Linked DNA regions of Homo sapiens: all the other regions are linked to region 4. A link is a loop called in an ENCODE intact Hi-C map of the cell type or tissue named here. Cell type or tissue: sigmoid colon. All regions are shown on one strand. Region 1 overlaps LINC00917 (long intergenic non-protein coding RNA 917). Region 2 has its middle 19 kb from the start of LINC00917. Region 3 has its middle 17 kb from the start of LINC02135. Region 4 has its middle 47 kb from the start of FENDRR.

What was found. Hi-C counts contacts between places; a loop is a spot of excess contacts. Peaks named below come from ENCODE experiments on the same cell type or tissue, not always from the same donor. Only the 100,000 strongest peaks of a DNase experiment are listed, where the experiment ranks them.
Region 1: a loop joins it to region 4, with 5 times the contacts of the local background. A loop is called at or near these places in 3 of 110 quality-filtered maps.
Region 2: a loop joins it to region 4, with 7 times the contacts of the local background. A loop is called at or near these places in 3 of 110 quality-filtered maps.
Region 3: a loop joins it to region 4, with 5 times the contacts of the local background. A loop is called at or near these places in 2 of 110 quality-filtered maps.

Annotation. Positions count from the first base shown.
Region 1 is chr16:86,336,761-86,344,760 of GRCh38, reverse strand. LINC00917 (long intergenic non-protein coding RNA 917) reads left to right here. Exons shown (of 7, transcript NR_024406.1): 2 at 5,929-6,011; 3 at 6,100-7,079; 4 at 7,169-7,400. Among named protein-coding and RNA genes, the nearest start is that of LINC00917, 4.9 kb to the left of the region's middle. RefSeq lists an enhancer at 6,488-7,419 and a silencer at 7,244-7,538. In sigmoid colon, CTCF peaks have their summits at 3,693 and 3,894 (motif pointing left); DNase peaks (open chromatin) are centred at 470, 1,230, 3,470, 3,890 and 2 weaker places; H3K4me3 peaks cover 905 bases; H3K27ac peaks cover 1,604 bases.
Region 2 is chr16:86,361,161-86,369,160 of GRCh38, reverse strand. No RefSeq gene overlaps it. Among named protein-coding and RNA genes, the nearest start is that of LINC00917, 19 kb to the right of the region's middle. RefSeq lists an enhancer at 820-989. In sigmoid colon, no CTCF peak of the experiment used is centred here; DNase peaks (open chromatin) are centred at 1,260, 4,310, 4,700, 5,940 and 1 weaker place; H3K4me3 peaks cover 544 bases; H3K27ac peaks cover 1,355 bases.
Region 3 is chr16:86,298,963-86,306,962 of GRCh38, reverse strand. No RefSeq gene overlaps it. Among named protein-coding and RNA genes, the nearest start is that of LINC02135, 17 kb to the right of the region's middle. RefSeq lists enhancers at 5,243-5,794, 7,999-8,000 and a silencer at 5,646-5,940. In sigmoid colon, no CTCF peak of the experiment used is centred here; DNase peaks (open chromatin) are centred at 2,672, 3,052, 5,702, 6,072 and 1 weaker place; H3K4me3 peaks cover 1,792 bases; H3K27ac peaks cover 5,015 bases.
Region 4 is chr16:86,458,043-86,466,042 of GRCh38, reverse strand. No RefSeq gene overlaps it. Among named protein-coding and RNA genes, the nearest start is that of FENDRR, 47 kb to the left of the region's middle. In sigmoid colon, a CTCF peak has its summit at 3,606; DNase peaks (open chromatin) are centred at 3,312, 3,602, 6,572 and 7,992; H3K27ac peaks cover 4,421 bases.

The DNA of each region.
Region 1 (8,000 bases), 120 kb after region 4:
CAGGCCATCTTCTCAGTGCTTGTGAGCATCCCTTCACACTCAATCCTTCCCACACACCTGCCAAAGGGAAGGAGGCAGGAACCACCTACGGATGCCAAGAAACAGGCGGCATGGTCCTCCCGCCCTCGAGGCTGTTACCACCTGGAACACCCCACCCCAAAAGTAAGACCACCTACCATCTGGGCTTCTGTCTCACACAGGATATAGCCTCTCAGTGGCCAACTGTTTTTAATAAGGGTCTGCCAGTTCTAATGATATTGCACAGACACGGGGAAGGGGAGAGAGGAGACAGGACTTTGTCATGAGCTGTTCATCCCTCCAACAGCAGTGCTGGTGTCACGGCTGATGGGCAAAATTCCTACAGATGCCTTCTCTTAGAAACTCACTTCCCTCTGGAACCAGACGCAGGCTTCTCCAGGAAACAGCTCACTACCTGACACAATCCCCAACCCCCCTCTGTCTTCTTTTCCCTTTTGCTTGGGAGAGCGTTTTGGGCCACTGCCAAGAGAGAGAGACCTTAGGCTGCGCACCGAGTCCAGGCATCTATGTTTACTAAGGAACCAAGAGTCCCTCTCTTGAAAAAGAAAGAGAAGAGAATTTTTTTTTCTTTCCTGTGAAAGCCATTGCTGTGGCTAGGGCCATCAGAAGCGTACTCGCTTTATCTAAAGCCCCCAGAGGGCCTGCATAGCCCACTTTGCTTCTCCATGGCATAAGGGAACTCCTCAGGCACCCTGGGCTTTTCCTCTGGCCTGAAACAAACTCCTGCTGTCCATGCAGATCTGGACTGTCACCCAATCCCCTGTCTGCTGAGACCCCTAATAGGATATCTGGCAGTGAGAGACGGCATCTGATCTTATCAGCTTCTTCTCTGGCAAGCCTGGCTCCACCAAAATAACTTTTATCTGGAAATAAAATAATGCAATTAATGTCCTGACTGTCTGATACCCTCTCGAGTGATCTCAGCTCTGATGATTTCATGGGGGGCCCCCTGTCTGCTAATTGCCCAGAGCATTTATTAAGTCAAAGGCATTTGGTTGGAAAACAAAGCCAGTGAGTGAACAAGGATCTTATGCAATGAAATGAATACACAGCACAGGGTTTTTTTTTTTTTTTCGTTTTCTCTTTCTCTATTTGGATCTAAAATGGCTCCGTTCCCCGCACCCCACCCCTTCCCGGGGCAGGAAAAGTGCATGCCCCTCGCAAGCGTCGTGACTGCATTTACGTCACCTAGGAATTTTCTTTTTCTGGCTTACTCTCTGGCATCACCCGGCCGAGAGGCTCCAGGAAAATCGTAAACCCTGTTGAATGGCACCGCAGTAACGGCCAGTCCCATCGCAACATGCTGTGCTTTTTGTCTTGTAATGTCAAAATGAACTTGGCCGGGAACCTGAAGCCGCCAGCTGTGTGCCAGCTTGGCTTTCCGTGTTTCTGATGGGGGGTGGGCTCCAAAGTGGGGAGGACTGAGCAGGCCCCAGCAAGCTCGCTCCGGGACCTTGGGGGGCTCAAATCAGGCTGCCCGGCATGGGATTGTCTCGACGGCTCCGAGAGCCCATCCAGAACCTTCTTATACTCACGTAGGGCTGGTGCAGCGCACACAGGAAGCCCTGGATCCAGATGAACTCAGTCTGCCTGCCTCTGCCAGGAATAGCTGTGTGACCTTCAGGGAAGCAGTTTGTCTCTCTGGGCTTTAGTTTCCTTGTCTGTAAAATGAGGAGAGACTGGAATGGGTTAGGAGTTTTTAGCTCATCTCATCCTGGGACCTTATTTTCTAAGGAAACCTTCCCAAGATGTGTCCTTTGTAAAATAGAAAACAGTTGAGATCTTCTGCTTGAAGCAGACGGCTGGTACCTCAGTCCCAACTGCTAAGTGCTCCTGGCTTCTTTTCCAGGAAGATTCTGGGGGTCAGACCACCAAATGCTCTCTGAGGGGAATTTCAAGCTTGTGCTTCTGTGTTCTACGATTTGCCAAAACCAGCTTCATTCAATCAGTCAATCTGTATCTATTGATCCACCTATATCAAGCTTGTCCAACCCAAGGCTCTAGGGCCACATGTGGCCAAGGAGAGCTTTGAATGTGGCCCAACAGAAATTCCTAAACTTTCTTAAAACATTATGAAATTTTTTGTCATTTTCTTTTTTTAGCTCATCAGCTATGGTGAGTGTTAGTGTATTTTAGGTATGGCCCAAGACAATTCTTCTCCTTTCCATGTGGCCCAGCCAGAGAAGCCAAAAGAGGACACCCCTGATGTATATCTCCTACCTAGATATCAACTAGGCTTGCCCTTATTTATCGCCAAACTTCAACATGTCTGAGAGTCCCCCAGAGACTTGTTCAAACATGGACTTCCGGGCCCCACCTCTGCAGTTTCTGATTGATTGGGGTCTGGGCTGTGGATTTCTAGCAAACTCCCAGATGAGACCGATGCTGTGGTTCCAGCTCACCCCCTGGGGATCCCCAAATCCTCTTCCATATTTGCTCACAGAGAGGGTTTCTTCACCTTGATTTTAGATATTTGAGCAGAAACTAAAGTGTGAAGGACAAGAACGGTGCTCTCTATTTCCGACATGCACAGAGAGGAATAGTCAGAAGGGATTGTGTCCAGTTTTGAAGGCTCTGTGCTGCCCTTTGGGGCCCAAAAGCATTTGCGTCATGGGATACTTGCATTTACTAAACTAATCTTTTCTCTTACAATTAGGGCATAAAAGTCTGACTAGTTGTAGTTAATCTGATTAACACACCCTACAGCCCAGTTCCATCCCATCCTGGGTGAGCAGCTAGTGGAATTCTCACACATCCATAAGGGACATGTGCCTCCATGTCCCTCATGGTGTCGTTTATGATGGTGAGAGCTGAGGAGCTTACCACTGGGACAGTGGACAGTACAGCGTGGGGCGCCCCCCATGGAGTGAGGGGTGCCAGCTAGGGACAGTGCATATGGACCCAATACAGTGGGTGTGTCTTAATACCTTGCTGAGGGTTGGGGTGGGGTGGGGAGGGGAGAAAAATAGAACGAAATATCTAACACAAGACCATTTATGCAAATTGTTTCCACACTAAGAGCACCCTTTAGACCCGTTGGAACCGTTGCCCACAGGCAGAGAAGGAATGGGAGTAGGAAACCCTCAGGAGGGGGCTGGAGAAATAAAACGAGAGAGGGGTTCCGTCGGGCCAGGGACGAAAATGGTGCACCAGCAGCCGAGGGCTGCCGTTTGTTGGCCGTCTGCACCTGAGGTAAGAAACCAGCACAGAAAAAGTGGAAAAATTAAAATGTGCGTCTTGGGCATCCACAGACAGCACTAACGACTTCTTTCCCTCCAGCCTCTTTACCTTTGTTAACCTCACATTGCCTGTTCTCATCACAGCAGGACAACTAAGCCCTGGCTCCGTCCTGGCGCCCGCGCTCCCTGTGTGTCCACAGTGGCCGGGGAACTTGGGGGCATGGCCAGTGGAAAATTAGAGAAAAGAATGACTCATCTAGGTTCCTTTTTCCTTTGTTCTCATTCCCCTCATGATCAGGGATGACTGTGGCTAATTTCCTTTGTGCGGTTTTAGGGCAAAGTCGGTTTGTAGTGAACTCACGCACGGTTCACGGACCTGGCTACATCAGTTGCAATCAAGGCACTTGTTTAAAAAACCAACACAACCACTAAATTCCCAGGGTCCACTCCATACCAGATTCTCTGGGACGGGGGTTAAAGAATCTGCAGGTGTGTGTGTGTGTGTGTGTGTGTGTGTGTGTGTGTGTGTGTGTGTGAAGTTTCCTTAAGTTTTCCAGGTGTTGGGGATGAAACCCAAGTGGGAGCTGGGCTTGTGCCCCCAACCTGTGCACTCTGCAGGTGCTGAGATGGGGCTCCCCTGCGCCCCCTGGTGGTGAGGACGAGGGGCGCGCCGCTCTCCCGGATGGGAGAGCCCAGCCTGGGGGCAGGTAGGAGCCCCACAGAAACCAGGTCTGCCATGACACCAGCTGGATGGGGCGAAACCACCACTCCACTGCAAGAACATTCGAGACCTTGTTTTTTTTTTATGCCGCCGTGTATTTCACTGCCACAGGCATTATCTCCTTCAATCTCATTTGTCTTCCACTGGTGCCTTTCCAGAGTCCCGAGGAGTGATTTTTATGGTGGAATTTAAGCCCCGTGTCAGGATATTAGGGAGATGCTTTGCGGGAGACACTGTTTCTCCCTTTCCCTCACATCTGTTCAAGCCTATGCTCAGGCCAAGTTCCCTGATCCCACATCACTGCGCAGAGGCCTCCCTGGTGAGGCCTAAGAAACAGGACAGTGATTGTGCCGACATCTTGGCTAATGGGAAGGCACCAGTGCTCCATGGGAGAGAGGCTTCTAAACGTCTTGTCGCAGGGGCTAGATCACTACTACGTTGTTTGTTATGTCCAAAAATATGCAGAGACTCCACATGAGCCAGGGCAGTGCTGGGGGCAGGTATTCACCCATGGGTGAGCAGACATGGCCCTGCCCTCCGGAAGCTTAGAGTCTACTGGGGAAATGGTCAAATAACCACACAAACAGATCATTAGAATTGGAAGGTCTGATGAAGTTTAATCTGAGACCTGAAGGTGAGGAGCTGGCTACAGTGATAGCTGGGAAAAGAGCACCTGGGAGGGAATAGCATATTTGAAGGCCCTGTGGCAGGCCTTCAAGTGGAGTGTGGCTGCAGCAGAGGCTGGAGAGGGAGGTGGGGCCAGGCCAGCATGGCTCAGAGTCCACAAGGAGGACCGGAGATCTGCTCTGTGAGCCCCAGGGTCATTGGAGGGGACTCAGTGGGGAGTGGCGTAATCCCATTTGTACTATTCTTTTTCCTGATCTAATAAATGCACGTGGTTAAGAAAGATCAAATAATCCTCAACAGCCTTTCATGGAAAACACACTGTCGATGGGAATGTAAATTAGTGCAGCCGCTGTGGAAAGCAGTTTGGAGATTTCTCAGAGAACTCAGAACTTCCATGTGAACCAGCAATTCCATCACTGGGTATAGACAGGAATAGACACACATGCATGTGTGTGTTCATCGTGGCACTATTGACAATAACAAAGACGTGGAATCAACCTAAACGCCTATTGACAGTAGACTACAGAAAATGTGGTATACACGCACTGTGGAATACTATGCCACCATAACAAGAATGAGATCATGTCCTTTGCTGCAACACGGGTGCAGGTGGAGGCCATTAGCCTCAGCAAAGTAACACAGGAACGGAAAATTAAATACAGCATGTTCTCACGTATAAGCGGGAGTTAATGATGAGAACATATGGACCCACAGAGGGGAACAACAGACACTGGGCCTCCTCAAGGGTGGCGGGTAGGAGGAGGGTGAGGATGGACACACTGCCTAGCAGGTACTATGCTGATTACCTGGGTGAAGAAATAATCGCACACCAGCCCCCTGCGACATGCACTTCACCCACATAACAAACCTGCACATGCACCCTCTGAACCTAAAATAAAAGTTGGGAAGAAAATGAAAACACCGGCTTCCTGCTTTACTCCTCCCCATGCCCAGTGCCACTCTCCAGAGCAACTATTTTGGGTTTTTTTGTTTTTGTCTGTTGGTCCTCAACTGTGTATTTTCACTCTCCTCATTAAAGTAGAGAATATTTGTCATCATTAAATGAATGAATGAATGGACTCCCACCCAAAACCCACCTGGGCAAGCTCAGGAAGAATGTCTGGAGGCCTGGAAGACTGGGGGCAGCCAGCAGCCTCCCTGCTGAGCGGTTCCAAGCACTGCCCATTGGCATGTGGGAAAGGGCACCTGGTGTATAAGTAGGAGCGCTGCCACCTCTTGGGGGCTGAATGCCAGAGGGGCAGAGGGAGCTGTGGGTCCCATGAGGTCTGGTGTCTGAAGCCCATGCTGGGACAGGTGGGCTGTGCCAGGTGAGGTGGTTCAGGTCCTACCCTCTCTTTGCAGGGCTTGAGTCTGGGGGAGCCTGGCTGCCCAGAGGTGGCAGATGACATGAAGAAATAACCATGTAAGGGCTGGCTGTGTATGAGGTAAGGAGAAAGGAGATGGGGTTGGGGAGGAGGGGGACTCAGAGGAGGGAGGGAATGGAAGAGCAAACATCATGGCTTCCTCGTCTAGAGCAAGCATTGGGAAGGATGAATGCCAACTATGTTCCAGGAACTTCCACTGTTCTCACACACCCAGGTGAGTGGTGTTCAGGTGGGTGGCACCCAGGTGAGTGACATCCCAGTTGAGTGGCACCCAGGTGAGTAGCATCCAGGTGAGTGACACCTAGGTGAGTGACATTCAGGTTAGTGGCGTCTGTGTGAGTGGCATCATCCAGGTGAGTAGCTTCCAGGTGAGTGGCACCCAGGTGAGTGGCATTCGGGTGAGTGGCATTATCCAGGTGACACCTGGGTGAGTGGCATCCAGGTGAGTGATATCATCCAGGTAAGTGGCACCTAGGTGACATCCAGGTGAGTGACGACATCCAGGTGAGTGACATCATCCAGGTAAATGGCACCCAGGTGAGTAGCATTCAGGTGAGTGACACCCAGGCGAGTGGCATCCACGTGACTAGCATTGTCCAGGTGCATAACACCCAGGTGAGTGGCACCCAGTTGAGTGGTGCCCAAGTGAGTCACATCCAGGTAAGTGGGGTCCAGGTGGTGGCACCCAGGCGAGTGGTGCCCAGGTGAGTGACAGCCAGGTGAATGGTGTCCAGGTGAGTGGCATCACCCAGGTGAATGGTGTCCAGGTGAGTGGCATCCAGGTAAGTGGTGTCCAGGTGGTGGCACCCAGGTGAGTGGTGTCCAGGTGAGGGGCATCACCCAGGTGAATGGTGTCCAGGTGAGTGGCATCCAGGTGGGTGGTACCGTCGACGTGACAATAGCTAAAAATTATTGGGCTCATTGTGGACAGGCACTGTGCCGAGCTTGACATCACTGAACTCAGTTCATCCTCGCCAGGAGCTTGTGGGCCGTCCCTAGATCAGAATCCGAGGAGAAAGGACTTCCACACGGCAGCCAGCGAGCTGGAGGGCGGCCTCCTGCCACCACCAGGCTCCCTAACCCAGTCCTGGATATCTGTGAAAGAATGAGTGGATCCCCACAGGCCAGGTGGGCGGGGACGGAGGGCTATTGTTTCCTGGGACAAACGTGTGTGGGGAGCTGAGTGTTTCTCCTTTCTCAGCCCTGACTTCCCACAGCTATCCCCAAACACACTCGTTTACACTGAAGCACCAGGAGATCAGAACCTTCTGGAATCTTAATATGCGAGGACTCGGTGGAGAAGGCGGCACTGAAGAAGAGTCGTCCCTAGGCCAGGCTGGAGGGAAACTCAAGACGGCGGCCTGGCCCTCCTGGGTGGCGGAAGTGGGAGCAGCAGGAGCCCTGGCGGATCCGGGAGGCCAGAAGAGCGGAAGCTTCCTCCCCTCTCAGGTGCGTCTCAGCCTCTGCTGGCAGCGCTGTGCCCCACTCCCCGCCCCTGCATCTCCTAGCTCAGGAAATGAGCCCCCGGGTGTCACCCCCTGAATCTCCCAGCACGGCCTTAAGGCCCGCACAACCTTCAGTGTCTGGGGTCAGCCTGCAGCGGGTCAGGGGTTTGCTTCCTGCAGCCCAGGCTGAACCCCCTCTGCGTGGGGATGAGGAGGCTGAGCCCCCTCTGCGTGGGGATGAGGAGGCTGAGCCCTCTCTGCGTGGGGATGAGGAGGCTGAACCCTCTCTGCGTGGGGATGAGGAGGCTGAACCCTCTCTGCGTAGGGATCAAGGGGCTGAACCCTCTCTGCGTGGGACTGAGGAGGCTGAGCCCTCTCTGCGTGCGGATGAGGAGGCTGAGCCCTCTCTGCGTGGGGATGAGGAGGCTGAACCCCCTCTGCGTGGGGATGAGGAGGCTGAACCCCCTCTGCGTGGGGATGAGGAGGCTGAACCCCCTCTGCGTGGGGATGAGGAGGCTGAGCCCTCTCTGCGTGGGGATGAGGAGGCTGAGCCCTCTCTGCGTGGGGATGAGGAGGCTGAACCCCCTCTGCGTGGGGATGAGGA
Region 2 (8,000 bases), 97 kb after region 4:
TTTATCATCCAACTGGTGGTTGGGAAAAAGGAGAGCAAAGCAGACACGCCCTCTTCTCAGCCTTTGACGGGAGGTGACTCCCTTGACATCCGCTCATGCCACCATGACAGCTTGTCCCAGAGCCCAGGGGGCTGAGAATTATAGCTCCTGGCTCTGCAGCTGCCCCCAGTGACAACTCCTTCTTACGTGTGGAGGGGGAGGGGTCACAGCTTTATATTATAATCCCCAAGGAAACATGTTTATAGCCCACATGCAGTGCCCACACCCAGGCATTCTAGTGCAGGGAGTCTGGCAGTCACGGGCATGTGTGTTTTGAAGGAGCTCTCCGGGTGAGGACGGGCCCTCAGATCATTCCCTCTAGCATTGGACACTTCTCTAACCACATATATTTGGTTGAATAGGGTCCCCAAAATCCATGTCCTTCTCAGAACCTCAGAATGTGACTTCATTCGGAAACAGGGTCTTTGCAGGTGTCGTTAGTTGAGATGAGGTTATACCGGGGCCAGGAGGGCCCTAGTTCAATGACTGGTGTGCATAGAAGAAGAGGAGAGGGACAGGCAGAGACACACAGAGGAGAAAGTCAGGAGACTGACAGCAGGGAGGCTGGTGATGATGGAGGCAGACACGGAGGTCGTAAAGCTGCGAGCCAAGGAAAGCCGGGGACTGCCACCAACAGCCAGAAGTTGACAAGCCTTCAGAGGGGGCTCTGCCCTGCTGGCACCCTGACTTTGGACTTCCGGCCTCCAGAACTGGGAGAATACATTTCTGTTGCAGCAGACACAGGAGGCCAATATACCACCTGACGCCATGGCCGTTCTGGACGGGGACCCACGAACGAAGAATTTGGGAAAATCGGACACTCTGCAGCAATGCAGGGTGGGATTCGGAGGATTTCCCACATGAAGGCAGGGTCCTGGGAGGGTTGGGTTGGAAATTAGAATCCAGACAACAAGCCTGGATTTGGCCTCGGATTCTTGGGGCGAGAATCTAAAAGCAGATTTTCCCACTTTTGGTTGACTTCTCCTCCACTCTGAGATGAAGGGTTTGGCCTGGGAAGGGAGTTCTCAAAAGGTAGCGCATGAACCAGCAGCAGCAGCAGCTCGTGAGGGTACTGTTGAAAATGCAGATGCCTGTGCTCCCCCGAGCCCCTTTGAAGCAGCATCATCAGAGATGCAGCCTGGAAATCTGCATTTTCACAAAGTCCCCGGTGATTTGAGAGCATGCACGTGTGTTACGCACTGACCTGGAAGAGGTTCAGCGTTTAGTGATAAATGAGTCTCTACAAATGTAAACACAGTCTCACTCCCTGGAAACACTCCCTGGAAAAGGGGAGCAGATGTGCAGCACCTTAACCTGGAAACCGAGCCCTTGGGAGTAAGGGCATGAGGTTGTAGCTGGGATCCTAGTACAATAAGGTGATTTTGGCACCCACTTTACAAAGAGCTTAAGCAAGACCCCTATAAGGCGAAGACTATCGCCCAAATGTGTCAGGGCATTTGGCCTCTGATTCCCAATTACGGGAAAGCAGTTTAAGGATTTAAGCAGTTATGTGTTTCTTTCCTTTATCTGGGACTGAGCTATGAAAACCTCCATGTGGATATGCTTAAAGAGATACCCTGATTAGGAGGGAGGAGAGGAAAGAAATCCCTTGTTACATTAGAATAACAATTTCAGCTGCCGTACCAAGCAAATCTGAGAAGGCATTTTTTAAACATAGATTCATTATTCAGGAAAAGAGAGTTAATAAACAAAACACAAAGCCTGAACTCAACTGGAATCTAAAAGCCAAGTTGAACTTTCTTTTTCTAGCATGGGTTATGATGTTATCTCATTCATTTATTTCATTCCTGGATTAACGTGGTTTTACTCAGTCTTAATCTTTACTAGATTTTTCCACCTCAGGTGGGAAAAAGTGGATTTTGCATACCTTTTGAATTTTATAGGTAGAGAAAGAAATCATAAAGAAAAAGATTAACATATTGGACTATGTAAAATCCTTTTATGAATCCATCACAAAATTAGAAAGTAAACAACAAATTGGGGAAAATGTTACCAACATCCTTGAAAGATGGTCTAACTTTCTCATTGGCCTTTGGAAGGCTAAGAGACCTATTGTAATGAAGGGATAAGGCAAATCACTGTCCTTAAAATGCAGATGACCCTTGAAAATCAGGAAGATAAAGTCGATCACCCTAAGAGGTGAAGGGCAAAAAGTATTATCAAGCAATTTATAAAAGAAGAAATCCCACTGGCCAACTAACATAGAAAACTAATCATCTACAATAACAAGAAAACACACAGAGACACAGATGTTCTTTCTTTTTTGTCTGCCAAATTGGCTAAGTTTTTAAAAATTACAGTATTCAATAGGAAACGTTTGAGAAAAGTACTCTTATCATATATTGCTGGTAAAATTGTAAATTGTTACAATCTTTTTGGAGGGCAATTTGGCAAAGGGTATCAAATGCCTTAAAAAGTGCATGTCTTCAAAAATAATCATATTTGTAGGAATTGGTTCAAAGGAAATACTCAGAGGTTCTGCAAATATTTACAGATAGAGAGATAGATAGATTTATTACAACATTAAATGTGTGTGTGTGTGTGTGTGTGTGTGTGTCCTAAAAATGGCAATTACATAAATAACTAGTAAACAGTAATTGGGCAAATAAAGGATGGGCCATATCCGCAAGTAAATGCTTTGTATGGTGAGAAATTATGTTCTTAAAATATTTAGCTGGGCGTGGTGGCTCACGCCTGTAATCTCAGCCCTTTGGGAAGCCAAGGTGGGTGGATCACTTGAGGCCAGGAGTTTGAGACCAGCCTAGGCAACATAGCGAGACCCCTGCCTCTCCTCTAAAAGAAAGAAAAAAATATTTAAAGTTGTCAGAAGTGTTTGCAAAACATAATTATAGGACAAACAGTTTACGAGGAAGTACGTGTGTCATGATTTAAAAATTAAGCGTTTTATTTGGTGATCTAGAAAAACTATGACCATTTGAAGTAAATTCAAGTGTAAATAATAACAACCTTTGACTTTACAGACACGCTGAGGTTATTTGCGGAAGGCGGGACGGAGGCGACTGAACCATCACTGCCGCGTCTGATTTTTGTTTCAGTTTAAGTGCTTGACTGTGGTTTCCAAATTTCCTACAATGAACATGTGGGGTTTTTCAAAAAAACAAATATGTGAAATCTTTCTCTGTCTAGTTCCTTCGCCTTTACTTTTCTTGATGGTTTGTGAGCTAAGGTGGGCTTTCTACATGGACTTGGAATATTTGAGGAAAGATGGGGCAAGGAAATAAGAAATAATTGCTGCTCTGTGGCAGAATAAACTGTGAAGGCCCCCTCCTGGCCTGCTTCACCTCAACAGGCCGTGGACCCTGGCACCCAGCTGCCTACGGACAGAAAAGCCTCTTGGGAGGTCCAGGCTCTGCCGCACCCTCCCCACAGCAGCTGCTGCCACAGCTACGCCTCTGTTTATCTGCTTGATGTATGCGGTGTTGTGGAAATACATTGGAACGAAGGGCTCTGTGGATTTCAGTGGTTTGAGATGTTGTTGCTCTGGAACATGAACCCATCTTTGATCCACCAAGGAGCACGGGCTAGCTCTCTTAGACTTGATGTTGAAAGGTCGAGAATCTAGAACCCCAAATCAAGACATGGAAGAATTCAAGTTCAAGGCCGCATTTATTGAGTGGGTGCCGGCCCTGTTTTTTATGAATAGCAGCTTTTTAAATTTTCACAATAGTCCTAGGGAATAGGCACTCTGATTATGCCTACTTTACAGAGGAAGAAACTGAGGCCCAGGTAACATAAATGGTAGAACCAGGACTGGAACTGAAGGCTGACTTCAGAGTCCCTGCTCTTAACGGGTCTAAGACTCATGCGAATCTGTGGGACCCAGGGACTCTGAGGGCAAGAGTGGAGAGGCTGCCACTGGTACCCGGAGGTGTGGATGATGTCACCTGGGGGTGGGTGGGTGGCTGAACTTGGGATCACTGGGTCATGCCCTGGAATTATGAGTTGGAGTGCTTCCTGGAAAGAGATGGACACCTGTTTGGATATAGTGGAGAGAATGGCAGCCTCCAGAAAGATACCTCCATGTCCTAAACCTAGAACCCGTGAAGCTGACCTTATTTGGATAAAGAGTCTTTGCAGATGTAATGAAATTAAGAATCTCAAGATGAGATCATCCCAGGTTATCCAGGCAGCCACTAAACCCGAAGATCAGAGACACACAGAGAGAAGACCAGGAGAGCATGCCAGGAAGACAGAGCCCAGACTGGAGCGATGCACCACGTGCCAAGGGGCGCCAGCAGCCAACAGATGCTGGAAGAGGGAAAAGGCGTCCAGAGGGAGCACAGCTCTGCCCACACCCTGATTTGAGACTTCTGCTCTCCAGAACCGGGAGAGAATACATTTCTATCGTTTGGAGCTCCCTTGGTTTTTGGTGGTTACAGCAGCCACAGGAGACTCATACCTAATAACGAGACCCAATAAGGCCGTTCTTGTACTTATTTGTGTTTCTCTGAACAAGGTTGTTCCAGCTCTTGGTGTCGGGGGAGAAAGCCTATGTCAGATGATGCCAGGCGGGACACTTCACTGTGCAGGAATCCACAGGTCTGTGCCTCTCTGAGCCTTGGCAGGGAGCTAGAAATAGCTCAGGCGCAGCACCCTTTTTTGGTTAATGGACTGGGCTTGCAGTGCCTGCCACTTAAACAGCTACGCCAGGCGGGAGGCTGCAGGGAGCTCAGCTCCTTCCCTCCCTGCCCCTCCTTATCATGATGGATTGCCTCTCAGGAGTGAGATGGAAACTTAAAATGCTTCGCTCTGCACAGCTCCGGGCAATGCCTGGCTGCTTTTCCTCGCAAATTCAGGGTCATAAACTTTTAAAAATAGGCACAGGGCTGCCAGTCTCATTAAAAGAGACTCTGATTTATTGAGATGCATGGGCATCGTTTTCAGATAGTTCTGGAACTTTTTGGAAAGATCCTACTTATGATCATCGTGAGTTTGCCCTCAGTCCTCCTTCTCCTCCTTGGAAGTTAGTTTTCTTCCCTGCAGGAGCAAAAAAGAAGCCAGCAGCCTTGAGGACTTTCTGGATACCCTCAGAGGAAGCAAACATCTGGTGCTCTATAAATGCTTCCCTAATGGTTTGAGCTGAAGAAGTAAAAACCACTCTTCTGAATGGCTTAGAGGAGCCAGTTGGATTGATGAGCAAGCAGCCGTGTCCAGTTATGTTTTTACTGAGCGTGTCAGGATGAAAACCTTCTGCAAACGGGGATTTTCCCAAAAAAAAGGTGGTGGGTGGGGTGGGGTGGGGGTGGACATGTGGCACCCATAGAGCCCTGTTGTTAAAAGTATATTTAGCCAATTTTGTTTGGATAATGGTGGAAGATAAAATTTGCCAGGGACCCAGCTGACCTCTTTACAACTGAAATCAGATCCATTAATCTGAGTACAAAATACAGAGGGTTACAGCTTACTGATCACGTTGTTCTTTCTTTTATCCAGGCAACAAACAATGAAGGTAGGTATCACGTATAATCCCGCTAAAGAAAAATGCCTATTAAATGTTGAATACAACTCCCTTTTAGTACTTTTTTTCTGTTTTGTATATTGTGTGTACTTAAAATCTGTATTCTACATGGCTATTTGTAACCCTTCATCCCACTCAATATGCTGTGAACATTTTAACATGCATTAAGTATTTTATGGCCTCATTGTAAATGAATAGTTTTCCATCATAGAAAGGTATCCAAATTCATTTAACGAGTCCCTGTTGTGGCATATTTGCTATAATAATCTGATTAAGCACTGGGTTTTTGTTCTAGGGGTTGAGCAAGAGGTAGATTCTGTTTCCTATAAATTCTTTTTCTCTGAGTACACAGGCCACGTTGGATGCCAGTTTTCGTCTTCCTGCTGGGATTACATGTGGTAGACAGGGAATGTTTCCTCACCAGCGTGGTGAGTTAAAGGCTGTCATTTCAGACCCTTCCAGGCAGGGGCTGGAGCATGCTGATGACAGAGAGAGACATGGAATTCTTCCAACAGCCTGTGGGTCCCTAGGAAGCTGGAACATTCTTTGTCTGATTAGAGGAAGAATGGCATTTCTGAAAGTGGGTTTTGTGGGTGCATAAAAAGCCCAAAAAAGGGTCTGTTCTGGAAAGTTGGCCATCAGAACCTTCCCTTGATGTGATGGAGTATATCAAAGAATCACATTTGGGTGCCACTAACAGAACCCCCCGACCTCACCCCACCCCCACCAGTTGGTGGCTTGAACACAGTTGGTACGAGTTTTTTTTTTCTCAAGTGCTGAGAAATCCTAAGGCTGCAGTAAATAGCATTGGTTCAATACAACGCTGTCAGAGTCGAGATCTTTTCCATTTTCTCTAACTTTCTTTTATTGTTACCTCATGGTGTCAAGATGGTGGCGACATCTCCACCAGCCCATCCCTGCTCCAGGTGGAAAGACGGGAGTAAGTGAAGGTCAAATGAACAGATTCTGTTTGACTCTAGGGGCAATGATGCGTACAGCCAGTTGGCTCTAATGGCGTCACATGATTATACCTATTTGCAAGGGAGATTGGGAAATGTAGTTTTTTAGATGCCCATTAAAACTTGGCTCTGTTAATAAGAAATAAGGGAAGAATAAATGTTGTGTGGATAATCAATAATTTCAGCGATGTGAAGCAAGCTGAGAATTGTTTTGAAAATGGACAGGCTGGGTATGGTGGCTCACACCTGTAATCCCAGCAATCTGGGAGGCTAAGGCAGGAGGGCTGCTTGAGCCCAGGAGTTTGAGACCAGCCAGGGCAACATAGCAAGACCCCATCTCTACAAAAAGAATTAAAAAATTAGCTGGGCATGGTGGCACATGTCTGTAGTCCCAGCTACTTGGGAGACTGAGGTGGGAGAATCGCTTGAGCCCAGGAGGTTGAGGCTGCTGTGAGCTGAGATTGCGCCACTGCACTCCAGCCTGGGTGACAGAGCAAGACCCTGTCTCAAACAAAAAAAGAAAAGAGTCAGATATTTAAAGGGTAGACTACAGAAGCAAAGTAATTCACCAGTCTGAAAATAAATGTTTTATTCACAGCATTGCCTCTAAATACAAACCACTGTGTCATCCTCAGGGTGCTTTAGATGGCTTTCTATAGACTTCAACCACGTTAGGGGACAGTTGGTGACCAAAGAAAGAACATCTGATTACCACTGGCATTGCTTAGTTTAAACAGTCTAAAATCAGTTCTGTAGAGGCAGACCATGATATAAGGATCCACATGTGGGTGGCTTATCAAGGAAGAAAGACTTCCCAGAGAGATGAGTGAGGGAGCAGTGGAAGCAGGACAGAGAAGGACAAGCTGAGCAGTTGCCATTTCAGGCACGGTCCCAGCCGGAGCCTTTTTCGGCAGCATTGCTCATTGTTCTTAAGGCAGCTGGGGCTTTATTGGCCCTGCCCTCGTCAGTCACTGGCCAGGGCCACTCAGGAGGGTCTCAAGGTCCGAGGAGCCTCCTGTGCATCTACGAGTGAAGCAGCCCCTATAGCTCAAGAACAGGACTTCAAAGAGAGTCACAGGTGCAGGTCACCAGAAGCAAAGCACACAGAAGATGGGGGAAGTGGGGATGGATAAATAGAGGTAGCAACAGGGAGGACATTGTCTCAGAAATACTCTGGGTTATTTCCAATGACTTTTGCTGCAATGAACATCTTTGTATGCAAATCAATTTTCACATTTATGGTTTTTTCCCTAATAAATTCCTAGAAATAAAGTTCCTGGATCAAAATCTACAAATTACTCTCATGGCCTCTGGAAACATGTAAAACGTGCAACAATTTCTATTCTCCTCTCCGACATTGTGTATTAACATTGAAAAAAGTATTTGCCAAACTAATCAATGAAAAAAATACCGTTCTGTGTTTATTACGTGTGTGACTTGGATTACTGGTGAGAAGGGAAAGTTTTCTTCTATGCTGTCGATTTCCATGTTTTCCTTTATTG
Region 3 (8,000 bases), 160 kb after region 4:
AGGGAAGAGTGAGCAACATTCCCAAACTGATCTCTCCAGAGAAACTCCTTGACATTCCTTCAAGGGGCATCTGATGGGACTAGTGCTTTGTGAAACCCATCTTGAGAAAGTTTCTACCCCCCAATTTTTAACTGTCTCGTATATGTGAATGTGGATGGTTTCTCATTTGTTTGTTTGTTTGTTTGTTTTTTCTGTCTCTCTTCTGGACAACTCATTCAACGTATAATAGGAAATTGTAGCATAATTAGCCCCAAACTTTTAGTAATGCAAATGTGGTCATTATTTCACCCACTCTTCCTGAAGCCTTCAGGCACTGATCTTTATTTCGACCTTCTGTTTGCATCTCTGGATGTTCGGGTGAGAACTAACAAATAATCCTAATTAAGGCAGAGAATGTTCTTCGCATGTCAGCCCATGTGCTAAGTGGTTTACATGTCTTATTTCCTTTAATGTTCACAAGAGTTCCATGAGGCAGGTGCCCCATTGTGTAGATGAAGAAACTGAGGCTTTGGGGAGCTTGGTAAATTTTCCCACGTCACACACAAGTGTGTGGTGAGCCAGTGTGCCGCCCACAGAGCCTGAACACTAAAATGCAACATTACATTCGAAAGGAATGAAGAAACAAATGAACAGCTCAAGACCACAAGTATCAGAGGACATGCTGCACTAATGTTTTTATGGAGAGTAAAAGGAACCATGTCATTCCTAATTCCATCAAATAGCTTATAATACATCAAACCACATGGAATAAACATGTGTAACTATTTTAGTTCTTGACAGGCTGAAGCAATACTCCTTTTGGAATTCTTCTGAGGGTGCTAAACATATGCTTGTGGCAGATTTGCAAAACTCATAAAATTACCTAAAAGTTTCACTTTTTTGTAACTCTTGCCTTGGTGATATGCTCGAAGTCTCAGGTTTCAGGAAGAATTTTATAGTTTCTCAACTTCTGCAAAAACAAAAGTTTTCTCTGTTAAATGTTAACATTCAGTGCTCAAAAAAAAAAGTGTTTTATGATCTTCCCAGAGTTATGGACTAAAGGAATCCAGGGATGCTTTTGGAGCTGGTCACAGAGGGTCCCCAGTAATTAAACCCTGGGTCCTGGAGATCTCAAAAGGCCTCCATAAGGGGTCAAGGGTTGAGAACCCCTGAAATTTTGTGTGGACTCTGGGAACAGACTCTTCTAGACAGGCTCCATGGCTTCCTGTCATCTTGTTCTCAGTGGAGCTCATGATTCATAAACACCTAAGAACAGGGGCCCCAATTCCTTCCTCCCTTGAGGGGTGACTTGGCTTGCCACCTTCACACAAGGACATCGTCCTAGAGTCAGCTCCGGGCCCACCTCGCTTCTCCCAAGGCAAAGGTCTAGGTGCTCCCCTCCCCTGGTCTTCATCAGGTCAATGTTTGGAATCCGCCAGGAAGTAGGTACTTGGGTTAACAAAAAATGTCTAATGGTTTTTGACCTAACTTCAGGAAATCACAAATAACCATTCCAGATCAGACCAGCGATTCCATTTTCCCCCACTGGGAAAGGAAGTTCGTACACTTTAAAACATTTTTTATAATGGGAGAATAGTGGAGGAAACTATGGCACATCCACAGGTCGGTGTATTAGGCAATCATCAAAATGATGTTTATAAGGAAACTTTAATGACTTGGCAAAGTATTTATGACATATTGACAGGTGAGAACAGCACAATATAAATTCCTGATACTGGTTTTATAAAGGATGCATTGTAGAAAACACACAGACACACACACACATATCTACATACACACACAAATTTACACATATACATACAAACATACACACATACACTCCCCACATATACACATACATATACACACACCCACATATGCACATGCATACACACGTACATACATACACACACATAAACACATATCTGCACACACATACACGTGTACACACCCACATATACACACATATACACATGTACACACCTATATACACTTATTTACACACAAATACACACACATATATATGCATATATACACATATATATACATACACACACACACACATATATATATTTTAAAACAGGTTGAAATCTACTGCAATGTTAACCAAGGTTAATTCTGAGTGGTGAAATTTCATGTCACTGTTATTTTTCTTTTCATTGTCTCCTACATTTTCCCCAAAGAAAGTGTATTATGTTCCTAACAGAAACCAAAGCATTCTAAAAAAACACTGTCTCTCTAAAAGAAAAGAGTGTTGAATGAGGGTAGAAAGAGAAAATGAGTAGTGATCCTGTTTTCAGTTAGAAAGGTTTCAAAACCATCTTTAAAAAGTTAAATCCAAGTCTTCAAGTTTTATTCATGCTCTTGAAAAATAGCAGATACCATTACATGTGCTTATTTATTTCACATTTAAGATCCAAGTGGAGAAATCGGATTATAGTTTCCTTGTCTGCCGTAAACTATGTGGATGGTTTCGTTTCAGACGGTTATAGGGTGAGTTCTGAATGCTTCTCAGTTTAACTTTTATCCCCATTTTCTCCTCTGTGTAACTCGGTGTGAAAGTCCGGGGGATGGAGATCCGTATCCGATTTGTGGCAGGGCCCACAAGGAGAGAGGAGTACCCCATGCAGGCGAATCGCCTCGTTTTGTCTGCAGAGCCAAGAGAGGCTGAAGTTGGCTGCAGGACAGTTTTCAGCGTCCGAGGATGGGGTGGCCGGTCAGGCAGACCTGCCCCGCAGGATGTTCCCGGGAGCAAGCAGTGAGCCCGCCCGCCCCCACGCTCCCTGCCCGGGCGCCCAGCGTGGAGGCTCCCCTGGTCTCCCCACACGGCCGGGGCCTCGCCCCAGCCCCAGCGCAGCCCCTCACCAGCTCCCAGAAACCGGTGAGTTTGGGTTGCAGGCCCCGCAGGGTCAGTGCCAAGGCCCGGCGCAGACTTCGTGGAGCTCACGCAAGGGCCCTGGGCCTGCGGCTGCAGTAAACAGACTCCCCTTAAAGGTCACCTCTTCAGGCTCCAGCTCTGCGGCCAGAGGAAGCTGCAATCATTTTTCAGGGCTGTAAATGCCAAAAGAAAACGCAGCGAGTCCCAGCTTTCCTCCATGCCCCTGGTCAGCCAAGCGCCTCGTCACAAGGCATTTCCTTGCCAAGTCAAGCTTCTTTTTTCCGCCTGAACCCGGAATAGACCTCGAGTAACCTTTGCTCAAGGGTCTTGGGGTGCAAGCTTTTAAATTTAGTTTGCAAGCTGCGGTGGCTCCCAGCCAGCAGTCCCCAGCCCCAGAGGAAGCCCATGCAGCACCTTCATCCTCCCTTGCACGCTGGACTCATGATGAGAAAGATTCGGACCACAGGGCAGGTTCTTTACATTAAAAGGCATCGTTGTGTCCCCCCCGCCCCGCCCCCCTTTTTTTCTTTTGGTTGAGTTTTGTGTGTTTTGCTTTGAAACCTAACGAAAGATTTCATTTCTGTGGCCTAACCTTCCACAGGTGAGAAGCAGCCCATAGCTTGTTACCTGTTTATCCGAAGGACAGATCGGTGCTCAAGAAAGGTAAGTTGTACAGAAAGGGAGGGTGAGATGAAATTTAAGGATTAATTTGAGGGAAGCTGAGAAGCCTCCTGTCCAAATCACAGACATCCATCTCATGAATAAATGAACCCACTTAAAAAAATTCATGTGTTCATCATAGAGTCCAGCTATTTAAATTATTGGGCTGATTCATACTAAAGTGTGAATGACTGATGCCAGAGCCTTTCTTCCAGAGCCCTGAGGATGGGACACTCCGAAAATGATGTTTTCAAGTGGCAGGACATTAGGATAGGAGGGCCGAGTGGGGTCATTGCAAATTGGGCCTCTGACTTGCCTAAGGGCATTTCTGCACCTAGAAAATCTAATCTCTGAAACCAGACCCAGTTGGAAAAAATAGAGGTGAATGCTTTGAACTAATCTGAGACCTCTATCAATTAAGGTAGGCTTTTTTTTTTTTTTTTTGGCCTGGTAATCTGTGAGCCATAAGCACATGGGCCGGTGACACCCGAGTCTACTGGAACATCTTCGAGGCCAGGCCTTCTTGCCTTCTGGTAGCTGCAGAGACTAGCACAGATCTCACACAAAGCCCAGACCCCATGGGTGTCTGATAGTTGCTCTGTATCCTTGGGCAGCTGAAGATAAAGTGCCTGAAGGATAGGAAGTCTTTAAAGAAATCTGTACTTTGAGAAATTATTTTATTTTTGTTAGATCTCTCACCAGCTTAAAGTTTCCTCTGTGAGCCTTTCAAGTGGTGCACGGTTTCCTCACATTCAATTATTTGTTCTGCTCCTTTAAAGCTGTGTGACCCTTGGCAAGTTACTTAACCTCTCTGCATCTCGCGACCCTGATGGAACAAAGAAGGAAATAGCGATACATGTTTTCAGCACTGTTTGAGGCTGGAGACACTGTTCAGCAAAGGGCTTCCCGTCGTTCCTGGCCCAGCATGGTTATTCCATATGTACTGGCTTTTATAGGTTAATAAATTAGAGCTGGGAACACAGTGGACCATCTCAGGCAGCGATGAGCTCCCGTGGATGGGAGTGTTCAAACAGACCAGAGGCAAGGCCAGGTCTTTGGAGAGAAACAGTTGAGATGATCCAAGTATGTGGATGGTGGGTGGATGGAGGTTTGGGAGTGGGGTTGGATCTGTTGACCATTAAAGCTCTTGCAGCATGAGGATCTAATTTTAAGTAGCTGGGCTAGTTCACAGGTGCATAAATGCCTGATAAATATGTGCAATGTAATTTTTTAAAGACCAAAGAGCAACAATGAGATGCTACTTTCTACTGCTGGAAGTAGCTAAGTGAAAGAATTGGGCACTTGGTATGATGCAGGGCTGAGAACTGGGACCCAGTGTAGATTGTTTGTGTGAGGAAAATTGGCACTTCCTTGCTTGTAGTTTGCTCAGATGGTCACTGTACGTGTGAATGCCCCATGCTCCAGTTACCCCAACTCTAGGCGTCGATCCCAAGGAAATATTTACACAAATGTGCAAAACATGTTCATTGTGGTGGTGTTTATAACATATCATAGCAAAAAAAAAGAAAAAAAAAAGAAAAAGTCTAAATGCCACACCTGGAGAATGCTATACAACTATTTATAGATGATGTAAATCTGTATTTATTGACATGGAGACACATCCGTGCCATATTGTGGCATCAAAAAGAAAAGCAGGTCAACAGCAGCATGGGAAATCTGATTCCATTTTTGAAACATACGCATGAATCTCTCTGGATATAATTTGCATAGACAGAGGTTTAATGAAACGTTACCAGCATATTATTTTGGAGTGATGAGGTTTTGGGTGACCATTCCTTTTTTCTTTACGCTCTGATGATTTTTTGGAAAATTTTCATAAGAACTTGTTATGAGATTTTTAAAAGACTGTATGCCTCTTAATTTTGAAAAAATAAAATAACTAGCTGAGCCCTGCAGAAACTCTCCAGTTAACACGTCAAGGCCTGATCCACCTAATAAGATGACATTCCAGGACAGAGAACTTTCAATTACATCAGAAGACAGTTGACAGATGGCAGAGCCCGCCAGCCTATCTCGGCTGATAGGATGATAACCCCTTGAGCCTGGCTGGCTTCGGACCACAGGGCTGGCTGCAGACCCCACAATCGCAGCTACTTGCAGAAGTAAACAGGAAGCAGAGCCAGTGCTGAGAGCTGGCGGAGGACGTGCCCTCCTGGGCTCAGAGCAGGAGACTGGCCTCTTGCTCCACATGGACTGAAATTCCCAGGAAACAGGCTGCAGGCATGGACGCTGGACGTTGTGGGAGCGTGAGTGGTGAGCTGGGCCCCTAAGCCCCCATTGAGGGGGAGGGACAGGCAGCTGGAGGGGAGCACAGACAGAGACCGAGCGACTGGCAGAGACGGAGGGAAGGAGGAGGTTGGACCCACCATTGCAGGGTCCTTTTTCAGGAAGTAATCATCAGAATTAAAACTACGGAGTTACTTTCCTCACGGCCTCACTCAGGGCCACCGCTGAGCTGATCAATTGACAAACACAGACCTACCTTCCTTTGGAGGAAGCCACAACTCCCCCGCCGGGATTTGTCAGCGTTTGTGACTTTGTCAAGTCATCCCATCTGGCTGCACTCAGCCTGGACGTCGGGGAAACAAAATCCTATTTGCTGTACTTAGCACATGGGGTTTTAAAGGAGATGAACATGGATGTAAAATCACTTAAAAATATAAAATGTTGCCCCAATACCTATTACATTTATATTAATATATACATATATATTTTGTATACATATGTATACAATAATATACATATATATTACTTTAAGTAAATTAAATTCCAGATTACTTCGAGTTAAAAAAAAAAAACTCTTAAGAAATGTTCTAGCCAAAAAGGTACTCTGTAAAAAACTCACAGAAAGTACCCTATTCATAAGGTTTATTTCAGTCTTCATTCTTTTGTTGTTGCATTCATAAATTCACGATTATTTGTGGAGCTCCTCCTAAGTTCCCCCGCTGTGTCCTAGCACAGAGGATGTTGCCGTACACAAAAGATCAAATCCCTGCCTGCACAGGGTCACATTCCACAAGGAACAACGGCCATGAACGATACATTCGTAGATGTGGTCCCACAGAGCCCGCGGCAGCCAATGATTAGGTCGGTGCAAAAGTAATTGAGGTTTTGCAATCACTTTTCATTTAAATATTTCGTGAATGATCAATTCTGAGCAAGTGACGATTACAGGTCATCACTATCCCAGGAGAGAAGGAGGAATAAAGGCTTGAGAATACATGACATTGAAAACCAAAATCCTGAAGTGATGCTGTAATGTTGAGTTTCTGAGTCCACGCAACACTGTCACGGACTCACAGATGGACACCCAATCATCTGCGGTGCCCAGGGCATGGGTGCGAGGTGTCCCACGCAGAAGAGAACAGCCCAGCCCAAGCCACACGCAGCATATTTTCTAAGCTGGTATTTGTCCACATGAACAGCTCCAGAAGCTATTTTGTGGCAAAAGATACAAAAACTTCTGCAAATTCCAAAAACACCTTAAAACAAGATTTATTAGAACGGATTTTTTAAATTATCAGGAGTTTTTACACACTATTGTTTGTGCAATAAATATTTTTAAATGAGTTTAAATCGAGGGCTTAGAAAATAAACATTCTCCCTAAAATGATGACAAGAATAGCTGATGTTAAAGCCACGAAAACATCAACATATTACAAAAATATCTTAAAATAAGATGGAAGTTTTTAGTTTTCTTTTTCTTTTTATTGTTTTCATGTCTGCTGGGCTATTTTGTGTGCAATAAATATTTTTAAATAATTTTAAATCAAACACTCCAGAATAGCAGCTCTCCCTGTAATGGCAATAATGACCAACTAGCTATGAGCCAGTTGGCCAGTAAATGCAAGACAAACCTTGCATTTATGAATGAGTTTGATCTTCACAGCCATTATTATCCCAGTACTGCAGATGAGGAAGCCAACCAAGACACACAGAGAGGTTAAGTAATCCACCCCAAGTCACACAGCTGACAAAGGGCAGAGCTGGGATTTGAACCCAGGCCACTGAGCTCTGTCTTCTGCGTGTTCAACTCTGTTGCCACATGGCCTTCAACTGGAGATGAGAATGAAGAAGATGACAGGCACCAGTCCATAAAGCCTGCTCTGGGGCAGAGTCCATGCGGGGATATCTGCACCCTCATCTCTAATGGGCCCCCACTGTATAGGGCCAAGTCCTATTCTGGTCCCATTTTTCTAGTGAGGGACCGTCAAGCAACCTACCCAAATCACAGACCTAGTATATGGTGAGGCCAGGAGTCACACCCAGGTCTGTGTGATGCTCTGGTGAGGTCTGTCCATGACTGTTCATTGTGTCCTTTCAACAAAACATAGAAAAACAAACTAGCGTCTCAGTGTTAAGTAATTGTGACTCTGTGTGTCTTGGTTGAGTCATAAGAGAGGATAAATTTATGGAGAGAAAAAAAATTCCCTTAAAAAATGCAACTTAACTTTGCTCCCAG
Region 4 (8,000 bases):
GGGAGACTCAGAACCTGGCAATTTCTAGGTGGATAAAAAGAAGGAGGGATGAGAGGACACTCCAGGGAAAGGGAGCTGCACAGGCAGAGGTGCTTTCTTGAAGGTCTGAACTTGTTAAGGGCAGAGGCTGAATCACTAATCCATTTGTTCACCCATCCATACATTCACCCACCCATCTATCTACCCATCCATGCACTCACTCACCTGCCCATCCACCGTTTCATCTACCCATTCATTCATCCATTCACACACCCACCCACCCATTCATCCATTCACTCACCCACCCACCCACCTGCCCCCCACTATTCCATCTACCCTTTCATTCATCCATCCACACACCCACCCACCCATTTATCCATTCACTCATCCACCCACCCACCTGCCCATCCACCATTCCATCCACCCATCCATTCATCCATCCACACACCCACCCACTCATTTATCCATTCACTCACCCACCATCCACCCATTCATTCATCCATCTGTGCAAACAGCATTCATTCAGTGCATCATGATTAGAAGTCACCATATGCCCCTCATTTAATTCCCACAACGGTTCTCCAAGAACTATTATTACTTTCTTTGGATGTGTGCAGAAGCTGAGGCATAGCAACTCGTTGAGTGTCATATGACTCTGACTGGCAGTGCTAGGATTTGACCTATCAGGCTCATGGACGTCCCCACACCAATGCTTGTGGCTGTTCCCCTCCTCCTTTGAGAATGACTTGGCATTTCCAAATGGAGAACAGAAGTGGGTGATGCCTCCATCACTTGTGTGATAGTGTCCTCAGAGTGTGATATCATTGCCCCCTGAAGAGTGTTGGAGAGCCCCGCCACAAGCCCGGGAGTTTCCTTCCTAGGGAGGTGGGGTTTGGACTTAGGATGGCCTCAGGGGTCCCACCGGCATTGGGATCCAGGGAGGTCAATTTTGAGGCTGGGTTCAGGGCCTTTTCCTGGAAGGAGCATGTCCCACCCGTCAGTCTTGAGTAGTGATGTCTGGAAACAAAACCGCATTTCCTGTGTTTATCAAAGCTGTTATGTAGGATGAGCAAAGACCTAGGTCACCCTGGTCTGGGCATATTCCAAGCAACCAGCCATCCCAGGAAGTAATTTGGGGGTGGTAATGGAGGATTCGACGTGAAGGTGCTGGGGTAGGGGCTAAATCAGAGGCACCCTTGGGACCATTTGTGTTTGACTATCTAAAATGATGGAAGGCAGGTAAAGAATGATGCTGCCCTCTACTCCTTTAGGGAAGTGAGGAAGGAGGCTCACCCTTGATAGGACTGAGTGCAAAAGTGGAGTTCAGCTCCTGCAGGGCCTGCACATTATATAATGAGAGTGAGACCAACCACTATCATCATCACTGTCACTGTCAACACCACCATCATCATCATCATCATTGCCACCATCAACATCATCATCACCATCACTACCAACATCATCATCATCACCATCACCATTATCACCACCACCACCATCATCACCATCACTACCACCATTATCACCACCACCATCACCATCACCACGATCATTATCATTGTTACCACCAGCACCACCATCACCATCATCACCATCACCACCACCATCACCATCATCATCATCACCACCACCACCACCATCACCATCACCACCATCACCATCATTACCATCACCACCACCATCACCATCATTACCATCACCATCACCACCATCACCATCACCACCACCATCACCATCATTACCATCACCATCATCATTATCACCACCACCACAACCATCATCATCATCACCATCACCACTATCACCATCATCGTCATCACCAGCACCAGCACCATCACCATCATCACCATCACCACCGCCAGCACCATCACCACCATCACTATCACCATTTTCACCACCACCACCATCATCACCATCACCACCACCACCATCATCACCATCACCACCACCACCACCATCATCACCATCACCAACATTATCACCACCACCATTACTGTCATCTTTGTGGGGCAAGCTGCCCAGCAGTGGGTAAAGAGTCTGTATCCCTTTAAGAATCTGCCTCTGCCCTCTCTGGGGCTGCCCCTCTAAGCCATCCTTGGCGGTCCAGTCTGGCCCTCCCACTGTAGCCATGCAGGCCACCAGAACGACGGTCCCAGTATTAACCCTGGGCCAGCCCTGTACCTTCAGGGTGCACACATGGGGGCCCTGAGCCCCATCCACATTGCCCTCTTGGTTTAACCAAAGCCCAAGAGAAGTCTTAAAACATGTCTTGACCATTTTCTGGGTCTGGGCAGGGTCCAAACTAAATCCCAAAGACCCACAGGGCGAAGGAGGAGAGGAGGTGGGGAGCTCACCCTTCCAGCCCTCCCAGCTGCTGCCTGGAGCCACTCTGTGGGAAAGGCAGCCCAATCCTCCATGGACTGATGCTGCTGGCCCCTGCGTCTGTGGGTTGAGGGTGACCGATCTCAGCCTAAGGCAGCAAATGACAAACGTGACTGCGTCAGCAGCACCAGAGGATGCTGGCAAACACAGATGCTGGGCCTTCCTCCACTTCACCCCCCACATCCCTCACCCCTGGGGTTTCATGATGTCTGGGGTGACAACTGAGGGTCTGAGTTCCCAGCAAGTTCCCAAGTGACGCCATTGCTGCAGGTCTGGACCCTGAGAGCCACCCTGCTAGTGACTTACCCAGCAGTCTTTCTTAATGGCATCTTGGCCCAGGGAGTCCTGCATATAGGTGTGTAGGTAACTCACTGGGGCCCCCAGTCACTGTAACAAACAAAGCCCTCCCTTATACATTTCTAAATGGGGAGCCACAGAAAGCTCTTTTGAGAATATAACCCAGGCTTCCAGCTTCCACCTGGGCTCAGCTCCTGGCTGACAGCCGGCCCTAACCCACCAGCATGTACTGAGCCATCTTGGAGGTGGGTCCTCCAGCCTCCATTAAAGCCGCCTCAGCTGACACCCAGTGGAGTAAAGACTAGTCTTCCTCGCTGAGCCCCAGCCTCAGCTTCTCATCTGTAAAATGGGCCCGCGAACACGATATCAAATGTGGGTAAAATGCCCTGCATGCACCACATTCTGGAGGTAAGCATGGACAGTGTTATGCGGACGGCAGCTGCCTGTTGGGCAGGCAGGCCCTCCCTCCCTCCTTTCCTTGAAACTTGCTGGCCCCTCACCGTGAGTTCTCAGCCCTGTTTCTGGCATCATAAAAGACAGTCTTTCCGTGAGCAAGCTTCTATCCATGGCAGCTGGTCAAGAAACTTCCTCTGCTCCCCACCCCCAGCCCTTCCTCACGGAGATCCAGCCAAAATGGCTGCTGAGCAGGGCATGGAACAGCATCATGGCTGCCAAGTTGGCCCTGAACCCCCATCACCAGGCCCTGCACACTGATGGCCTGGTGGAGAGGTTGGGCATGGGACCTCGTGGGGGACGTGGCAGCAGCCGGTGGGGGTGGGGAGGGCTAAGTGGGGAGGAGAGACGTGCATGAATAATCTGGTGACCTTTCGTCTTCTGTGTTTGGGCGAACCTAAGACTGTTTACAATAAACCTCAGGGAGATTTTTCATCCATCCAAATGGAACAAAGGTTATGTAAGCAGAAAGACCTCAGGCTCAGCAAACACCTGCTCCAAGGGGCCAAACGGAGGGAGTGCAGGAGAGATGGAGGCCCTTGGTTGACTCATGATCAAGTTCATCATAACAGCGGTTTTATGGAGCTGGAAGGCTGCTGGGAAAGACCGTGAGCACTTCCTGGGGCTTAATCGACCAGGCCACACGCAAGGGAGGGGCCCCAGGGCCCCTGCATCCGCACACATTAAAAGGAGCACACAGCCTGGGACCCCCAAGGGGCTGCCCAACCCTAGCTTTTATTTCAAAGTTACTCTGGGTGTCTTCTCTTTAAAAGCCTGCCTTTGCCGTGGCTGTGAAACTCATGAGCACCCAACGCTTCAAGCCAGGGGCCTGCATATATTTTGGATGATAGCAAGCAGGAAAGCAGGTCTAATCAGGAATAAAAATCTGAGAGCAATTCATCCCCTTGTTATTGTCTTTCTGCTTTATGCCATCCTTGATGACTTCTAGGGAGCAATTCTGCACCCAGCAATGTTTACTTAAAGAGGTTGATCTTCCATCTTTGGGTTTTGGTGTATTTGGCTTATAAGATAGACCATTTCTGAAAATGTGAGATAAACAGTCCATGTGTTCATACAGTCTGTGGAATTATTTATTGAAGACCTTGGCTGGTTAGCAACTGTACCCACTAATGATTTGGTAAGTGTGGCTTAAGCCTACTTGCCAGGGGTTGGGGGGGATTGATTCTTCTTCACCATTTCCCAAATAGGGACACAGGCTTGGTTGTTTGGGAATTATCTTGACATCTAGCTTACACAGTATGAGGCCAGAAAGAAGAGAGGTTATGGTTTGTCCAAATGTCTGCCTCTCATTTTCAGATTCTCTGTTAGTATTTGACAGATTATATTTTCCAAAATAGCTGCAACAAGATCTTCCATCCCAAGGTCTTCTTAAAATGCCTCATCTGGAGGAGGAGCTGTATGTTTCCTTCTGCTTGAATCTCAGCGGGCCTATGACTACAGGCAAAAGTGCAGCTATGTGACTTCCCAGAGCAGGTACCAAAAGGACACACAACTTCTGCCTGGTCCTGTTGGAAACACTCATTCTGAAAACCTATCCTTCTTGTGGTGAGGAAGCCCTAGAGGAGCCAAGGCTCCCAGCTGACATTCAGCACCAACTGGCCAGCCATGTGCTGTGCCATTTTGGAAGTGGACCCTCCAGCCCCAGGCATTCTACCTCTGCTCATGCCCATTTGAGTAGAGATGAACCTTCTTGCTGAGCCCTGCCCACAGTACAGATTTGTGAGCTAAATAAGCAATGGCTGTTTTACATCACTAAGTTTGGGGCTCACTAAGGTCACTAAGATTTGTTACATGATACAGGTATTTCAAATGAAAGCATAAAAATAACAGCCCTAACTATCATTCAGAGAGCACTCCCTACCTACCAGTCACAAAGACACAAGCTTTGCATGCATGACCTCATTCATGCTCACTGACACCCAAAGGGGCAGATGCTGCTCTTTTCTCCACTTTTATAGAAGGAGGAAGCTGAGATTCAGAGACATTAATCCACTTGCCCAAGAGCACATGGCTAGGAAGTGGAAGAGCTAGGTCTGTAGCACAGGCAGTCCAAGTCAGAAACCAGTGGGCTTCCTCTCTCTACTCAGCCATCAGTTGGTGACCTGAGGGCTAAAATCTCCCTTAGTCTTCAGTTCTGCTCTCTCCCTGCAATATGGCTTCCACGGACCTTTCAGAAGGTCCCCTAAGTTGTTCACCATTACTCACAATCCAGTCACAGGCCAGGAGACTGCCCCCGCCAGATCCCACTCAGGCCCCCCGCCAAACCCTTGCTTCTGGTGTGTTCCCAGCCCAGAATAGCCTCCCTTTGTAGGAAAACTGCCCGTCCAAAGAGGCCCACTTCACAGGCCAACTGGTCTTCGAAGCCTCTCCTGGTGTTGGAAATGGTTACATCCCACAGAGCTCCGAAACTGGGGAAGACCTGAGATAGCTACCTTTGGGGGAACACCCTGGACTATAACCTGCCCGAAGGTCCCCTTACTTTGCTTCATCTGACTTCCCATCCTCCTGACTTACGCCTCTAGCAGGAGCCCTGTGGTTGGAAAGCTCTTTGATGGTCCTTCTACTAGTCCCAAAGCCCGTGTACTGCTTGCCGGTGTTGGCCTGCATGTCTCAGCATTGGCAAAGCCACACCCATGTAATGTCACCTGCAACCTGCTGGCCATTCCCACATCCATTTTCCCTGTCTTTCATTGCAATAGGACCCCCTGCCCCCAACGCCGTAGATTTAGCTGGCACATGACCTCTGAGAATAAACACGACATTTTTTTTTGAGATGGAATCTCACTCTGTCACCCAGGCTGGAGTGCAGTGGCGCGATCTTAGCTCACTGCAAGCTCTGCCTCCCAGGTTCATGCCATTCTCCTGCCTCAGCTGCCCGAGTAGCTGGGACTACAGGTGCTCACCACACCCGGCTAATTTTTTTTTTTTTTTTTTTTTTTGGATTTTTAGTAGAGACAGTGTTTCACTGTGTTAGCCAGGATGGTCTCGATCTCCTGACCTTGTGATCCTCCTGCCTCGGCCTCCCAAAGTGCTGGGCTATTGATATTATTGATTTAATTCTCACATCGACTCTATGAGGATACTGTCGCTATTTTTCCTATTTTTCAGATGATGAAACTGAGGCTCAGAGAGGTTAGGACACTTGTCAAATGTCACATAGCCGGGAGGAGACAGAGCCTGACCCAAACTCAGACACGTTGGAATCCACAACTCATGCTCTGAGCCCTGTTTTATCGGCTGGCGGAGGAGCCCAGGGGTGAGGACGGAGGGATAGGCTCACACCATTGAGCTGCTGCTTCCCAGCACAGGGACCTGCACAGGAGACTGCTCTGGTATCATATTCAAGGCACTGCTGGACTCTGAGTGTGATGTGCCAGGAAATGCCTGCATGTGAAAGCGGCTGCCCACGTGCCCCCTTCACTTCTTTGCCCACTCTGCTTTCTACTGTACCCTGGCACCAACCCCAAGGCTTAGCACGCTGGCGCTGAGCCAGGTGTTCTTGTGCCCAGCACGGGGGCTCCGTCCCTTACAGCTGCCATTTTCACTTCATCCCGACAGCCGCTTCCTCTTCCCGGCTGATTGAGCCCAGCACTACACTGCCCACGGAGCTAAAGCATCTGAGCGATGTGAGTGTTTATCCTCTCGGTTATCCAAGGATGCATATTCTTCATGTTCATACATAGCTAGAAAAATCAGATAAGCAAGTTGAAAAAGAGATTTTGAGTAATCCCAGCATTCAGAGGTACATGTTATAAATATTCAAACGTCCTTCATTCGTGTCTTTGACGTGCCTTTTTGTTTTTCTGTTTTGAGACAGGATTTCACTCTGTTGCCCAGGCTGGAGTACAGTGGCTCACTGCAGCCTTGACCTCCTAGGCTCAAGTGATCCTCCTGCCTCAGCCTCTCAAGTAGCTGGGGCTACAGGTGTGTACCGCCACGCTCAGCTAAGTTTGTATTTTTTCATTTTATTTTTACAGATGGGGTTTTGTCCTGTTGCCCAGGCTGGTCTGTAACTCCTGGTCTCAAATGATCCTCCTGCCCTGGCCTCCCAAAGTGCTGGGATCGCAGGTGTGAGCCACTGCGCCCGGCCTTGCTGTGTCTTTAGAAACATGTTTTGCTGCATTTATTTAGCCTTTACTCTCCTTAAAGCTTTATGTTTATTATCTTATTCTCTCTTTGCACAGTTCTATCAGGTTTGCATTGCCACATCCCCATTTTATTGAACCGAGGTGAAGTAACTTGTTCAAAGTCACATAGTGAGTGATCGGGTTGTAGTTTATACTTAGCTAGCCTGATTGCAGAATCTGTATTCTTACCCCACACTCTTTCTCACACACACACATGCACGTGCATGCATGCACACTGAAAAAGTGGTGAAGCTAGGCTCAACTTCGATAATTTTTTGTGTAGCAATAGAGCAGAAGTGTATTTCCATTTCACAAAGCAGAAGACACTTGCATTTCCAGTCTCTGACTAGGAGCTAGGATTGTGTTTGCTCAGTCCCTTAGCTTTGGATATCCAGATAAACATCACTGCATAAAACGTCTTAGAGTTGAATCTCTTTGCGCACATCTTTAATTATTTCCTTTCTATAAATCCCTAGCAGTGAGGAAGCCAAGTCACTGTTTATTCATACTTGCAGTTTTGGTAGATATTGCTAAATCAACTTCCAAAAAAGCTGAACAAATTTCCACTTTCACAGGTTACATTTGAGCAGGATCGATGGGGTTTTGAAAAATCTTTCTTAACTAGGACTCTGGTATCTTACAGGCTTTTTTGGCCACTGAGACCCTGATGATGTTCCAAGTGGAATATTCCAATTCTCCAGGAAGCCAAGCCAGCAGGCTGGGATGCCTGGAAAGGAAGGA